Linked DNA regions of Homo sapiens: region 2 is linked to region 1. Evidence: read pairs that join two places in POLR2A ChIA-PET (ENCODE). Cell type or tissue: HCT116. All regions are shown on one strand.

The links. ChIA-PET counts read pairs that join two places held together with the same protein. Peaks named below come from ENCODE experiments on the same cell type or tissue, not always from the same donor. Only the 100,000 strongest peaks of a DNase experiment are listed, where the experiment ranks them.
Region 2: POLR2A ChIA-PET joins it to region 1 with 6 read pairs; 2 of 35 experiments call an interaction of 5 or more read pairs at or near these places.

The regions. Positions count from the first base shown.
Region 1 is chr16:24,274,064-24,279,063 of GRCh38, forward strand. The region is part of intron 1 of CACNG3 (calcium voltage-gated channel auxiliary subunit gamma 3); the gene reads left to right. Among named protein-coding and RNA genes, the nearest start is that of CACNG3, 20 kb to the left of the region's middle. In HCT116, no CTCF peak of the experiment used is centred here; no DNase peak of the experiment used is centred here; H3K27me3 peaks cover 931 bases.
Region 2 is chr16:24,073,598-24,078,597 of GRCh38, forward strand. The region is part of intron 5 of PRKCB (protein kinase C beta); the gene reads left to right. Among named protein-coding and RNA genes, the nearest start is that of MIR1273H, 130 kb to the right of the region's middle. RefSeq lists enhancers at 1,918-2,730, 2,731-3,543. In HCT116, no CTCF peak of the experiment used is centred here; a DNase peak (open chromatin) is centred at 2,984; H3K27me3 peaks cover 2,482 bases.

The DNA of each region.
Region 1 (5,000 bases):
GTAGTCCCAGCTACTCTGAAGGCTGAGGCAAGAGAATCGCTTGAACCTCGGAGGCGGAGGTTGCAGTGAGCTGAGATCACACCATTGCACTCCAGCCTGGGCGACAGTGCGAGACTCCATCTCAAAAAAAAAAAAAACAAAAAAAAAAAACTCAACCTCTACTACCAGATTGCTTGGGCTCAAATCTGAGATCAGCCACATATGGCTGTGCAACTCTGACACATTACTTAACCTCTCTGTGTCTGTTTCCTCACCTATAAAAAGGGGGGATTGTCATTATACCTACTCATAGGGTTGTTATGGGTACTTAATATTTGTTCAACTCTTAGAACAGTGCCTGGCACATGTAAGTACTAATTTGGTGTTGGTTATTACCATTTTCCTGGGATAAATAGATTGGACAGAATCTACTCATCTGCATTGCTCCACCAACAGCAGGGAATCACTCAGGTCATGGTTACCACTGCTCTGTTAGTCCCCCAGAATCTTTAGGAGCCTTAGGGAAGACTGAGGCAAAGCCAGTGATGCAGTTGATGGAGCCCCTACCATGGAACAAGATTTATGGCATATGATGACAAATCTTGGGCCTGACTTCATACTGGTTGATGAAGGTAGTCAAAACCTTAAGGAATAGATGTTCTAGAATATCCCCGAGATGAGCTACATCGGGGAGCCATTAGCACTTAAGTTAACAACAGCAAGCGCCTACTGAGTGCTCACATACATCATCTCACTTTGTCCTCCCAAGAGCCTCGTGGGACGTTAGACTCGTTTTATCAATGAGTAAATGGAACTCAGAGAAGTAATTGTCCCAAATTCTCGAGACAGTAAGTGGTAGAGGTAGAATACAAACTTAGGTATTTTAAATCGGAAAACCGCTGTCCTCAATCCTGATGTTATAGCTCAACATCCTCAAAGGGTGGTCTATTAATTCCTAGGATAAGAGGGGGACTTCCTAAGATCCTTTTAAGGGATTGGCAAGGTTGAAACTATTTCAGAATAATAATAAGATATGGCTGGGCAACGTGGTGCACATCTATAATCCCAGCTACTCAGGAAGCTGAAGTGAGAGGATTGCTTGAGCCCAGGAGTTTGAGACCAGCCTGGGCAATACAGCAAGACTCCATCTCCAAAAAAAAAAAGATATGATTTGCTTTTTTCAATGTGTTAAAATTTGCACTTATGAGGCAAAAACAATGGTAGGTAAAACTGTTGGAGCCTGACCACAAAGGAAGGCTGTGGCTCAGTACTCATTGTATTCATCACCACTCACTTGCAGGGGAAGAAAATGCTAGCCTCACTTAAAAATGTCCCTGATGAAGCCATAAAGAGGCATCAATTTTATTAAATCTCAGACCTTGAGTGCTAGATTTATACAGTCTGAGTAACCAAATGAGAACTATGCATTGAGTACCTCAGCCAGAGTATGCTAGTGGTCTCAAGCAAAGGCACTTATGCGACTGAGTTGCGAGCTGAACTAGCTGCTTTTTTCCATGAAACACCATATTTACTTGAAAGAATGACAGGTAAATTATGGTTATTCAGGCTTGGGTATTTGGCAGACATTTTCTCAAAAATGAGCTAAGTGAGCCTGTCACTTCAAAGAAAGCAACTGACAGTATTTGTTGCCAAGGATAAAAATTCAAGGTTTCAAGTGATAATTATGATTTTGGAAAACTTGTGTCCCTGTGAGCCAATGTGATTTGTTTTTACACTGTGTAATGAAATGTGCCAAATTTAGAAGACCTGCATAACTCAGTGAAACAATACTTTCCGAATGACCAATGAATGATGTTACAAAGTTATGCCTGGCTAAAAGACCCATTCAACGTGCAGGATTAGAAAAATGGATTTTCATGTAGTAGAGCATGAAAAGTTAATATGGTTTCAGATTCCACATTGCAACTAGCCTTTAAGGAACTACCACTTGTCGAGTTTTGGTGTAGTATCAAAGAATATTCACAGTTATTTCAAAAGCTATTCAAATACTGCTCTATTTGTCAAACTTGTGTGAGGCTAGGTTTTCTTCATAAACTTCAAGTCTAACAACAGTGGGCAACAGATCAAATGCAAAAGCAGATATAAGAATCTATCTCTCTTCTCTTGAGCCAGACATTAAAGAGATTTTCAAAAGCGTAAAAACAATTCTTCTCACTATTTTTTGTTCTGGAAAATATAGTTATTTTTATACAAATATTTATGTTAACATGCAATTGAATTTATCATTATTTTCAAATGAATTTTAAAATAACTATTTCACTATTTTAGGGGGGTTTTAATTTCTGATATAGGAAATATTAAATAGATACAACCCACATAAACAAAAGTTCAATAATTTGCAAAAGTGTAAAGGAGTCCTAAGACCAAAAAATTTGAGAGCCTCTGCTACAGCTGTATTTTAATTCTGTTGACTAACTTCATATAGTTGAGGAGAGAAACTAAAAGAGCTATTTCCATACTTTCATCAGAAGATTTCCTTCTAGTTCTGTCTTTTCTTCTCCAGTGGGAAATGAAACAGTCCCTTGGTGGGTTCTGGTATCTTTTTGACTTCTCTTTAGTTGCAGCTAAGCTAAGTCATTGTTCCACCATCACTGGGATGGAAGAGGCAACATGAGATTTCAGCAGGCACTGAAAAAGGTGTCTTTGATTAAAATGCAACCCTGCTGATATAAAGTTGGACAGAGCCTGGAGGATTCATAGCATCTTGTGTCTTTGTTCATGAAAACTGACAAAGCTTAGCCACCACTCCACAAAAAGTTGAGATCTGTGGTGATATTCTTCATATGTGAGATGAAGCAAAGTGCAAAAAAACTGAGATTTTTGACCAAGTTTTTGGTGGATTGGAATTTAAATGTATAAATTTTCCACCTTCTAACCTATAATTAAAGACACTGTGGGTGAGGATGGAGAATTTGGGAAATGGAAGGGTCTAGTGGGCAATCACTGAACAAACATTTATCTTGGCCAGTGCCAGGGCTTGGTTCTTGGAAATGGAGAAATGGGCACTTGAAGGGAGGCTGGATTATGTGGCCACGAATGTTTTTGTTTGTTGTTTGGCCAACCTCACATCCATTCCTCCTTTTTCTGGTCAAAGGAGGGGTTGCCATGTCACCCTGTCCTCAGTCCATGTGGTTTGGGTGGAACTGACTCCAGCCTAGCAGGACCAGCATATGACCTAGGAATGACCTTGAGGATTATCATTCGGCATCTGGAGTTTATACTAAGGCAGTAGCTCTCGACAGGAACATTTGGTAATGTCTGAGACACTTTTGGTTGGGGGATCAGGGAAGCACAACCAGATCTAGCAGGTGATATCAGGGACGCCGCTAAACCCCTTGCAATGCGCAGGACAGCCCCTACAACACAGCATTACCCAGTCCCTAATGTCAGGAGTACCGAGGTTGAGAATCCTGATCAAAAGGTAAAGGGAGCTGAGTGCGGTGGCTTACACCCGTGATCCCAGCACTTTGGGAGGCCGAGGTGCGCGGATCACTTGAGGTCAGGAGTTCGAGACCAGGCTGGCCGAAATGGTGAAACCCCGTCTCTACCAAAAATACAAAAATTGGCCAGGTGTAGTGGCACATGCCTGTAGTCCCAGCTACTCTACTCAGGAGGCTGAGGCAGGAGAATCGCTTGAACCCAGGATGCGGAGGTTACAGTGAGCAGAGATTGCACCACTGCACTCCAGTCTGGGTGACAGAGCAAGACTCCATCTCAAAAAAAAAAAAAAAAAAGTAAAGGGAAGCCATGAAAGAGTTTTAAGCAGAAGAGCAATAGGATCTAAATTGATGTATGTATGGTATTTGTTTGTTGTTGTTTACTTTTTATAAAATAGAGATGGAGATCTTACTATGTTGCCCAGGCTGGTCTCCAACTCCTTGGCTCAAGTGATCCTTCTGCCTTGGACTCCCAAAGTGCTGGGATTACAGACATGAGCCACAGCACCTAGCTAACTGATGACTTTAAACTGTGGTCAGGTCCCAGGTAGAAACAGATTTTTGAGACGTAAGAAGGGAGCAGGAGATAAGCCAGTGGGCTATTGCAATAACTTTAGAGAGAGAAGACCCTTGGAGTATGGAAGGTAGTATGATGTGGAAGGAGGTATGATCTGGGAAATGCACATTTGGAAATCATCAGTGGTAAAAGGCAGAATCTTGAATGTGAATAAGAGCTTCCAATAAGACTGTAAAAAATAAGAAAATAGGACCAAAGACAGAGCCTTGGGGGAACATCCATGCATAACAAGTAAAATAATAATAATATCTAACACTGGGCAGGGCACAGTGACTCACACCCGTAATCCCTGCATTCTGGGAGGCTAAGACAGGTGGATTACAAGGTCAAGAGATTGAGACCATCCTGGCCAACATGGTGAAATCCCATCTCTACTGAAAATACAAAAATTAGCTGGGTGTGGTGGCACATGCCTGTAGTCCCAGCTACTTGGGAGGCTGAGGCAGGAGAATTGCTTGAACCTGGGAGGTGGAGGTTGCAGTGAGCCGAGATTGCACCACTGCACTCCAGCCTGGCGACAGAGGGAGACTCTGTCTAAAAATAATAATAAATAAATAAATAAATAAAATCTAACACTGTTTGAGAGTTTATGTGCCAGCTTCTATGCTAAATAACTTACACGATTACATCTGACCCTTTTTAACAACCCTTCATATCTCCATTTCACAGATTAAAAACCTTAGGCACAGAGAGGTTAAGTAACTGGCCCAAGGTCACACATGGAGCTATTATCTGAGACAGGATTTGAACTCAAATGATATAACTCCATGGCTTTCCTTCTTATCTACCAAGCTGACTCCTTGAATGGAGAAAAATCTTCCAAAAGGAAAATTACCTCTTAAGAGCTGAAAGATGAGCAAAAGTTAGAGAGATGAAGGGATGGGTTGTTGTCCCGGGAAAAGGGAACAGCAAATACCAAGGTCTGGAGGCTAGATGGAGCATAAAGAGAGCCTAGGACAGAAGCCAAAACATACAGTAATGGCTGG
Region 2 (5,000 bases), 200 kb before region 1:
TTGCTGGGATTACAGGTGTGAGCCATTGCGCCTGGCCGGTTTTTTAAATGTCTCAGTCTAAAGTTCAATATTCATCCCCTAGCCCCTAAGCCATGTTTTTAACACCTCGATAAACGATGTGCTGACTTTACCTAAAATGTGTCCAGTATTCCTTCTGAGATGGAAAGATGCTATTTTGGGGGTAAATATGTTGATCTTTTCCAGAAGGAGTCCAAGACAGCTGATGATAGCTTTTGCTTGTTCTCTATAGAAGAGCAAGTGATGGCCGGGCGTGGTGGCTCACGCCTGTAATCCCAACACTTTGGGAGGCCGAGGCAGGCGGATCACGAGGTCAGGAGATCGAGACCATCCTGGCTAACATGGTGAAACCCCGATACAAAAATATTAGCCGGGCGTGGTTGGTGGCGGGCGCCTGTAGTACCAGCTGCTGGGGAGGCTGAGGCAGGAGAATGGCATGAACTCAGGAGGTGGAGCTTGCAGTGAGCCGAGATCATGCCACTGCACTTCAGTCTGGGTGACAGAGCAAGACTCCATCTCAAAAAAAAAAAAAGAAGAGCAAGTGATGTGTTTAAGACACACCTCGAAGCTACTGCCATAGAATGTGTGACCATGGTTATGGATTTCATAAGGGGCACCCTAAGAGGGAAAAATAATCTGACCCAGATGGATCTTCCGAGGCACTGTGATGTCGTGCCTAAGAGTGCAGCCTTGGGAGGAAGACAGAGAGGGTTCAAATCCCGCTCTACTGTTATCAGCTCTCTGTATACCTTGGACAAGTCACTCAACCCCCTCAGCTGTCAGGTTCCACATCAGTAAAATGGGGAAAACAGTAACACTCACATCATAAGGTTCTTGTAAGGATTCAATGAGATAATTCATGTGCAGTCCTTAGAATAGTGCTTGGCTCATATAGTAAGAGCTCATTCACCGTCAACTATTATTATTTAATCTATTTTCTATCATATTTTGGAATAAAACATTTTGGCTTACTAAAAAAGAACAAAAAGAACATGTATTTAAAATCAGTAGGCAACAGTGAGTCAGTGAGGATGTTCTGAGAGTAGGAATGACATGATAAGATCTGCGTTCTGGGAAGATTAATTTGTCTGAAGCTTATAGGGTGACCTGAAAGGAGACGAGGAGGGGAGGGAAATCTGTAAGGAGGCTGATGCAACGGTCTAAGCTGCTTTGTGCAATATGGCAGCCACTAGCCACGTGGGGCTGTTTAAATTTAAATTAACGAGCTTGGCCTGGTGGCTCACACCTGTAATCCCAAAACTTTGGGAGGCCAAGGTGGAAGGATTGCTTGAGGCCAGGAGTTTGAGACCAATCTGAGCAACATAGCAAAAACTTGCCTCTACAAAAAATAAAGTTAGCCAAATGTGGTGGGATATGCCTATAGTCCCAGCTACTCGGGAGGCTGAGGCAGAAGGCTCACATGAGCCCAAGAGGTTGAGACTACAGTGAGTCATGATTGCACCACGCACTCTAGCCTGGGTGACAGAACAAGACCCTATCTCAAAAAAAAAAAAAAAAAATTTAATTAAAGAAAATTAAATAAAATGCAAAACTCAATTTTTCCAACACAATAGCCACATTTCAGGTATTCAGTGGCCTCATGTGGCTAGTGGTTACTATACTGGACATCAAACACTTCCATTATTTTAGAAAGTTCTATTGGACAGTGTAACTGTAATAGGTTCACTGCCCAATGCATGCAGCAAGTCAATACACTAAGCCACTGAGTTGCAGCAGAGAAACAGGTTTAATTGTAGGGAAGAGACAGGAGGAAACCTCAAATCCATCTCCCAGAGGAGTCTGGGGCTAGGATTTTTAAGGGTTTTGCAGTGGGCTGAAGTGTGGAGATTGTTGATTGGTGGAAAAGAGCAGGATGGAGTCATGGGACAGGGAGATAAAGAAGCTGTGTTCTCTTGCTGATTCAGTTCCTCTGTTTGGGGTCTTTAAACTGGTTGGCATCAGCTATTCTGCTGGAATTCAGGATCTGTTTAAGCAACTCTTAAACAAAAGCCTATGATTCTAATGTCAGAAATCCTATCTGTAGGAACAACGAGGTTGCAAATGGTCAGTATCCAGTGTTACCTGACTTTTAGTTGCAAGGAAGTGGGTCAAAGTTAGCCTGATTAATGCTGAATTGTAACTATATTTCTGTCCAGAATTCTTCCTACCCTGGTGAGGCTGGCTTCAACAACACTGGTCAAAAGCAGTGGTTTTCATACATGAGTGTCACATCAGAGTCATCTGGAAAGTGTGTTAAAATACAGGTTGCTGGGTTCCATCCTCAATTCAGCAGGTCTGAGCAGGGCCTGAGATCATGCATTTCTTTTTTTTTGTTTGTTATTATACTTTAAGTTCTAGGGTACGTGTGCACAATGTGCAGGTTTGTTACCTATGTATACATGTGCCATGTTGGTGTGCTGCACCCACTAACTCGTCATTTACATTAGGTGGGAGGAATAACATTAGGAGATCATGCATTTCTAATGAGTTCCCAGGTGATGCTGACGCTGCTAGTCTGGGCCACACCCTTTGAGAACCACTCTCTGAAACAGGACTTCTCAGTCATGGTGTGAGGGAAAGGGGAGTTGTTTGGAGCATGTGAAAAGCCTTATTTATATGCCCCAGTTAAGCCCAATTGGGATTTGGACTCAGCCTCTTTCCAGGATTGGCAGTTGTTGGCAGATGTACAGGAGTGCTTTTGGCTTTTCTGGTTAAAAGAGGTGAAAGGTGGGGCTAATTCAGAGTATGGAGATCAGAGGGGTGAATCATGGAGCAAAAAGGGGGCCTTATCTGCTTCTTCATCCATTCTCTCTGTCATCCTGGAGCTCAGCTTTTGGGGCCTGATAGGGAGAAAGACGAGACAGAAGCTTTCAGAACTGAGAAGTCAGAATTCACTGGCTTTGTTCCTCACTAATACCTTGACAACTTTCTCCCTAAGGCAGTGGATGACTCACGTCTAGCTGCATGGTCTGGGGGGAGGAGCCTCAGGGTACAAGTGACAGAATTCAATGAAGTGCAAAGTGGGAGAAACAGGCACTTCAAACCTCAACGTATTACCTTGCTACAAGTGTGCCTTTAACTCACTGTTTGAGTCACAGAAGGAAACAGCATAGGGCTTGCTCTCAGGGAGCCGGAGTATAGCATCTGCTGATGGCCAGGGTCACTGGAATATTTGCCTCTGTCTGGGCAGAGTTTAGAATAACAGGCAGAGGCATAGGGTGGGGGCTGTGCCGGAACTCTGTCTATCTCATCTGTGTACCCTTTTATAGATGGTCATCGGATTTGTATTTGCATCTCAGTGTAGTCAGACATTCTTCCAGAACACTCCAGCAGTGCTTCTGTGCCTGCTGGAAAATAGCTGCAGCTCTCTCCTGAGGCAGCTCTTCCCACAGTCCCAGCTGCTCCCCTGGGATCCTCCTTGGACCTCCCCATAGCCTGGCAAGTAAACTTAGCACCTGGGCATATCAGGGGGCCTCTAGGACCCTGTTCCAGTACTGAGCACAGCATCAGTACTGGTTAGCTTGTGCTTGGGCTGTGCCATTTGGAAGTATTTTGAAGATGCACATGCACGTGTGTGTGTGTCTGTGTGTCTACGGTGGTGAAGAATGGAGGGATGTGGGATGGGGCAGATTCAGTAGATGCCTTGAGATATGGATAGTTTGGTAAAATTATGATAATAAGAAAATGGAAAGGATGCCAGTTTCCTTCCAGCTAGTTAAGACCCATTACTTTACTCATTGACCCACCTAACCCATCCATCCATCCACCCATGCATTCATCTCTCCATCCATCCATCCATCCATCCATCCATCCATCCAATCCATACATTCATCCATCTAATCCATCCATCCATCCACACATGCATTCATCTCTCCATCCATCCATCCATCCATCCATCCATCCAGTTCATACATTCATCCATACATTCATTCATCTGTCTAACCCATCCATCCATCCACTCAGCCAACTCATCCATCCATGTAATCATATATCCGTTTAGGATAAATGTATCCAGCACTCTCTTTTAGTGCTTCTGTGTGACTGAGGATGTTTGACAATGAAAGGAGGAAGCATTCATCTGCTGGGACCCCTTCTAACAGATGTTTTCTTCTCCCTTCATCCCTGAACAACAGTAGGAGAAACAGGAAACTTGTCTTCAAATGGTAGCCCTTTTCCCTGACTGTCTGAGGATCATGGTCTGAGAATGTGCCTCTCAGTTTTTAAAAATCCTTGAATTCCATGATTCAGTGATGTAGTTAATGTAGACAGGGCTCTTCTATCAAAGCAGGGAGCCTATTGAAGATATGAGAAAATATGCACTGTTTCTCTAGAGAAGGGAAGTAAACCCGCCTTCCTCAGAGCTGGGAAGGCTTTTGTCCCAAGCTTCTGAAAATTAAACCCATCACTTAACGTTCTCACTGAGCAGATTGCGGGGCTTCTGGCCCTATGCTGCTTGGGTTGTGCAGAGCTGCCGACAGACAGTTTTGATTGAATGTCCAAATTAAGCTGCCAAGCAGCGACTCTGCAGCTCCAGGGACTCCATGTTAGTATTTATGTCACATCTTTAGAAATAATCACATTGCAAAGCAGCACCCAGAGCCATGTCTGCAGCCGCTGCAGCGTGGGAGAGGGGGCTGTTGAGCACCTCCTGCCTCCATGCTTCATGCTGCATTTACTCAGCACCCAAGCAAGGGTGGGGCCCCATGGCACGCCATCCTGGTTCCTGTCCCGAGGATATGAGTGAGGAATTGGTAAACCTCGTCTGTCCTTCTTGTTTTCACTTAACTTGAGGCAGGAGGTGGTCTCCAAACAAGAAGTAAAGCTAACTTATTGGATGCCTGACTCCCAAACCATCTGTCCTAGGCAGACAGAAAGACCCTCAGGGCCAACCTGAGGGGAACAGATGTTTATGGGGGGCAGGTTTACTCTTGTTTTTCCAAGCTGGGCTGAAGAGCTCCTCTTCCATCTGCATCAAGCCCTGA